2 separate regions of the Homo sapiens genome follow, and region 2 is linked to region 1. A link is a loop called in an ENCODE intact Hi-C map of the cell type or tissue named here. Cell type or tissue: mammary epithelial cell. All regions are shown on one strand. Links, peaks and the distances in the headings refer to the core of each region. The heading gives the core; the rest is flanking DNA.

The links. Hi-C counts contacts between places; a loop is a spot of excess contacts. Peaks named below come from ENCODE experiments on the same cell type or tissue, not always from the same donor. Only the 100,000 strongest peaks of a DNase experiment are listed, where the experiment ranks them.
Region 2: a loop joins it to region 1, with 8 times the contacts of the local background. A loop is called at or near these places in 28 of 110 quality-filtered maps.

Annotation. Positions count from the first base shown.
Region 1 is chr15:92,076,065-92,078,972 of GRCh38, forward strand. All of the region lies in intron 2 of SLCO3A1 (solute carrier organic anion transporter family member 3A1), which reads left to right. Among named protein-coding and RNA genes, the nearest start is that of SLCO3A1, 220 kb to the left of the region's middle. In mammary epithelial cell, for the core only: a CTCF peak has its summit at 1,486 (motif pointing left); a DNase peak (open chromatin) is centred at 1,467.
Region 2 is chr15:91,972,082-91,974,989 of GRCh38, forward strand. All of the region lies in intron 2 of SLCO3A1 (solute carrier organic anion transporter family member 3A1), which reads left to right. Among named protein-coding and RNA genes, the nearest start is that of SLCO3A1, 120 kb to the left of the region's middle. RefSeq lists enhancers at 2,007-2,507, 2,508-2,908. In mammary epithelial cell, for the core only: a CTCF peak has its summit at 1,619 (motif pointing left); DNase peaks (open chromatin) are centred at 1,560 and 2,440; H3K27ac peaks cover 1,354 bases.

The sequences.
Region 1 (2,908 bases), core at 111-2,610:
ATAATCCATCCTTAGTTTTCACCAGGCTTCAAAATCAGCCGACTGTCATGTCAGCAAGCGGCCGTGTCCCCCTTAGTGATAAAATCAGGGTGAAATTTGCATTTGACTCACATCTTGACTGTTTTCCACCGTTCGTCAAACAAAACCCATGGTGTAGGGGCCCCGCTGGAGGTGAGGTTGGAAAGGGGTGAGAATGCATCGGTTGCGTGCAGCTGGTGCCAACCTGGCTAGCACCTCTGCAGTCTGCCCTTCCCAGTCAGAACCTCAGGACACCAACCCTGCCTCTAGATAGGAGGGATTTCTGCTGATGCAGCCTATGTTCTGCTGCATGTTCAGTACTTTCCCCGGATGCAGGACGTAGTTTTGATGTTAGGATTTCTGCTTTATCCTGGAACCCCAGCTCCCATCCCTATCTTGTGCCCTATGCATGATCACTGAGTCTCTACTCATTTGCTCCTGCATGGGGCCTGGGCATGAATCCACGGATAGACAGTGCCCCAGGGACCTGCCGCTAGCCCACCCACTCTGCCCCCAGAGCCTGATTCTCATTCTGCTGAGCCTCACTCTGGTGCTCACGGGCCTCCTTGGACACTGTACACCAGCACCGTACACCAGCCAGGGCAATCCCCACCAGTCAGCACACACTCGGAGGGAGGCCCTGAGCCAGGTCCCCACCTGCACTCAGAGCCCCATCTGCCTGTAGTCGCACAGCCTGGCATGGAGTCAGGAAGCCTGTGAGGGTTTAAAATAGGGGATGAGTGTGATTTAATATGTTTTGGGAAGATGAACCGAGTCAAGTACGGACTGTATGAGATTGGGGAGTGTATTAGTCCATTCTCATGCTGCTAATAAAGACACACCTACAACTGCATAATTTATAAAGAAAAGAGATTTAATTCACTCACAGTTCAGGATGGCTGGGAAAGCATCAGGAAACTTACAATCATGGCAGAAGAAGAAGCAATCACTTCCTTCTTCACATGGTGGCAGGAGAGAGAAGTGCTGAACAAAATGGAGAAAAGCCCCGTATAAACCCATCAGAACTCGTGAGAACTCCCTATCGTGAGAACAGCATGAGGGTAACCACCCCCATTATTCAGTTACCTCCCATGGGGTCCCTCCCACGACCCGTGGGAATTATGGGAGCTACAATTCAAGATGAGATTTGGGTGGGGACACAGCGAAACCATATCAGGGAGGTCCCTGATATGGGTCCTTCTATTACCCTGTGGTTGGGGTAATAGCAGGCCTCCCTTCCCTTCTTGGGCTTTTCGGAGATGGTCATTTTTTTGACAGACACGGCGTGAGGACCTTCACTGATTACCACAGACTCCCACAGAGTCATTTGCCCCGCCGTGTCCTCCTACAGGCGGGGGAGCCACCCTCAGAGGAGCTGGTGACCCTCCTACCTTGAACTGCACTGCTTCAGCCACACCAGTGAGGCAGGCATTCCCTGGCATGAGAAAGCGTCTGGCTCCCTCTGGTGACAAGAGGAAGCACCTGAGCCTTTGCCGCCATTTCCACTGGTGGTGGAGCACGAGGTGAGGATGGATAAACTAAGGTCCAGAGATCCCCCACACTGTAGGTGCGGGGTGGAGTCCCAAGTAGAGGCCCCATGCCACTAAAGCTCAGTTCTGTCTCCCTCAGGACCCTGGGCTTCCCAGAGCCAGCAGGGATATGGCTCTGAGCAGGTTCTTCAGCACTCTGCAGGCGCTGGTTCCTTTGGAATTAATTAGATTTCTCTAAAATTAGCTTAGAGTTAGAGGGATTTCCAAAGCCCTCAACCTTCTGCTGCCATTTCCCCTTTCTGAGTGGGAGGAAGTGCAGGATCCTGCAGGACCTGGGCTCCTACGCAGTTGTGTGGCCACAGGCTGGTAATGTAACTTTTCTGTGCCTCCATTTCTTCATTTATAAACTGATGGTGAAGACACCTGCCTCTCGGGGTTGTGAGGATTACATTCTATGCAGTGTCTAAAGGCCCTAGCACATGGCGGGTATTTAATTAAGAATGATTTTGTTGTTGCCATTATTCATGGCATCAACAGAGCTGGATCTCGAGGTAGCAGTGGGCTTTCCACTGTGGAGCAGCAGAAACCGAGTTAGTTCGCTATATCCCCATTGAGTGAACACCTGAGCATGCTAGTGAATGAGAGTGAGAAATAACTGGGAACTACACAAGTTGGCTTTTGGGAGCACCAGAGCTGGCTAGCACAGGGCCTGACTTGGGTCTTGCCCTTGAGGCCTGGGCTCATCCCCAAGGTTTTCCGAGCCTCAGGGACCTCCACAGCAGCACTCCATAGCAGGTGTCTCCCTGAGGCCACATAGCCTGAGCAGGACACACCTGAGCCCAGGAGCTGCTGTGCTTCTTGCTGTAGGCAGGTCATAGCCTGACCTCGGCGCACCTCCGCGGGCAGCTGCAGCCCAGCCATCTCCTACACAGCCACACCACTGACTCTTCTTGTTTGCAAGGGTCTCCGTCTACTGTCTGCCTCACATCTTGGGGCTCTCCCACACCTCTGCCTTTGCCCAGGCTGTTCCTGCTTTGCCCAGGCTGTTCCTGCCTTCTTCCTGTTCTTCCTCCCCTTTCTTTAGTCCTCTGCTTTGTTTTTATTTCAGCTTCCCACTTACTGTACATGTATCACTGGGCACGTTACTTCATCTCTCTGTGTCTCAGTTTCCTTACGTTAAAATGGGAGTGTATCTGCGCATAGGGTTGTGGCGACGATTAAATGAGGTAGTACATGGAATGTGCTAGAACTCAGCCCTCAGCTCACTAGGCATCAGCACCGTCATCCTCACTAGCAACAGACCTGCCTCAAAACCCAGCTCTGGCCCTACGCTATGAATGGGGATATTTCCCTCACTGATGTCCTGTGACTCATCTGCCATACTCGAGCTTGCGCCCTGT
Region 2 (2,908 bases), core at 267-2,766, 100 kb before region 1:
TCTTGGATAATGAGAATTGACTATATAAAGGGGTGAGGGAGAGGGTTTTATGTAGAGCTCTATACCTATGATACCATATTGGAAAACGTCTACCATATTTGAAGTCGTATGGAGAAGTCTCCATTAAGAGATTATACCTTCAGACAGGTGGCTGCGCTGGGTTGGGAGGTGGATATGGGAGATGAGGGTGCTGACATGAACCAAGGTGGTATGGTCTGAATGTTTGTGTGAATCCTAACCCAAGGTGGGTTAGATTTCAACAGAACTCGAATAGGTCATGATGGAGGAGCCCCCATGATGGGGTTAGTACCCTTATAAAAGAGGCCCCAGAGAGGTGCCTCGCCCTCTCCATGACGTGAGGGTACACCTAGGACATGCCATCTGTGAACCAGAAAGTGGCCTTCCAACAGACACCAAATCTTCTGGTGGCGCCTTCTTTTGGACTTCTAGACTCCAGAACTGTGAGAAGTAAATTTCTGTTGTTTATAAGCCACCCAGGCTGTTGTATTGTTACAGGACCTCAAACAGACTGAGGCTCAAGGCACCAGGGAAACGTGCTGACCGATCGATCTTCAGTACGGTGGATTTATTAGAAAGGGTGCTGCAGTGATGAGCCCTTGTCCTCCAGGTCAGGACAGAGGCCCAGGGAATGCCCTTGCGTGGCCTCTGGTGTGGTTCCTGGTGCTGCCTCGGTCCTCCAGGTTTGACTGTGGATGAACTGCCCCTCTGTCCACACATACATAGAAAAGGACAGTGGGGCCGGGCATGGTGGCTCATGCCTGTAATCCCAGCACTTTGGGAGGCCGAGGCAGGCGGATCACCTGAGGTCAGGGGTTCGAGACCATCCTGGCCAATATAGTGAAGCCCCGTCTCTACTAAATATACAAAAATCAGCTAAGCATGGTGGCATGCACTTGTAGTCCCAGCTACTAGGGAGGCAGGAGAATCGCTTGAACCCGGGAGGCAGAGGTTGCAGTGAGCCGAGATCACGCCATTGCACTCCAGTCTGGCAACAGAGCAAGACTCCGTCTCAAAAAGAAAAGAAAAGGGCAACGGGCAGTGCCCTGGGGCAGGGGAACTGAGGCAAAAGGGTGGGGATTGCAACCCCTCTGCTCTCTCATTTCCCAGAGAAGAAGTGGTCTTGGATATCCAAGGAACGAATGAATTCTCAGGTGCCTGCTCCTCCCAGGCACTTCACACTGGATGTCTTTGAACTTGACGGCAGCCCTCTGAGATACCATTATCTCCATTCTGCTGATGAAGAGCAGGCACAGCGAGGTTACCTGCATTGTCAGAGGACACACAGCTAGTAAGGGGTGGAATTTAAATTCAAACCTGTGACAAGTCAAGATACAATTATCTTTAGTTGGTGGCTGACTGGAAAAACAGATGCAACAGCAGGAAGAAGGGGGGCTGAAGCTGGTGTATTGTCTGAGTGTCTAAAATCATGGTGCGTTTGAAGGGAATGAAGTTGAGTGAGCGATTGCAGGATTCGAGGGCGAGTTAGGGCAGAGCTTCTCAACCTGGGTGCTTTTGCACCTCATGACGTTTGGCAGTGTCTGGATTCATTTTTGGTTGCTGTCATAACAGGGTTGGAACACAGGGGAAGTGCTACTGGCATCTAGTGGGGAGAGGCTGCGGATGCTGTCAAGCCTCCATCGGTGCACAGGACCGGCATCCACAACAAAGAATTATCCAACCCCAAATGTCAATAATGCCAAGCCTGAGAATACCTGATTAAGGGGAAAGCAGGCTCTCGAAGTGGTTTGAGTTGGGAGCATGTTATGGGCTGAAAAGTTACAAACTATATCCAGAAACTTCTATAAAGGTATTTCCTTCTGATGTGCCATCATTCCTGGCTCAAAATTCACTTTTCTTTCTACATTTTCTATATTCAGTAAGATATGACCTGTCTGTGAGCCAGGCCTATTGGTACCTGTTCTGTGGTGAGCAGGCACCAGTAGGTGACAAGGCAGGCAAGAGAGAGTGTCCCTGGACCTAAGAAACCAGGCTGTGGACCCAAAGCCATCTGGAAAAGACTCACGGGATGTGGGACATCACTCAAGGCTCAAGGTCAGCCTGGGGTCCAACAGTAAGGATAAGAACCAGGACAGCAGGTTCCAGAAAGCCAGGTCCCTTCATAGGAGGTCAGCCTGACCTAAACGGACACCATTTTCATTATTGTTATTATTATTATTATTATTATTATTATTATTATTTCTCTAAGCCTTCTTAGCATTTGCAGTGTATCCTGGGGGAACTTGCAGTTTTCAGAGACAGACTCATGAATAAAAATGAGTTGTGTAAATTCCTGTATTGAGAGTATTTGCCAAGTGCTGCAGGGCTCCAGAGGAGGCAACGGGCACCTTGGCCTGGAGAAACAGAGGAGGGTGAAGGTTTCTGGGTGAGTCACTGCTGGAAACTAGAAGGTGAAGGGAGAGTCCAGGCAGAGGGAAGAGCGTGGTGGGAGGTAAAAGGTGCCAGCGGGCAGAGCCAGGCAGGGTAGGCGTGTGCTGTGGGCAGGGCAGGGAGGCGGGAGGTGGGGTGAGGGGAAGACCACAGGGAACTCCCCAGGGAGCAGAGAATTGGGTGCCTCCTGCAAGTGTCCACTGTGGCTTCTAGGGAAAATCTCTCCGAAAGAGGAAAGATGTGCTGTGCTGGCAGGAAGGCGGAGACATTCATTTCCAGTCCCTCTGTGATAGGGTAGGGGTGACCCTGTCTTCAAGAGGTGTGATGAAGCCAGTGTCCCCATTTAGCATCAAAATAGACAAGACAGTTCCTTCATTAAGAAAGCAAATCTTGCTGGCACTAGATACCCTTTACAGAGGGCCAGGCTCTGGGAGCCTCCCTGTCTGGGTTCCCATCCCAGCTTCTGGGGTTCCTCTGTGTGCAGTCTGGGGTAGTTAAC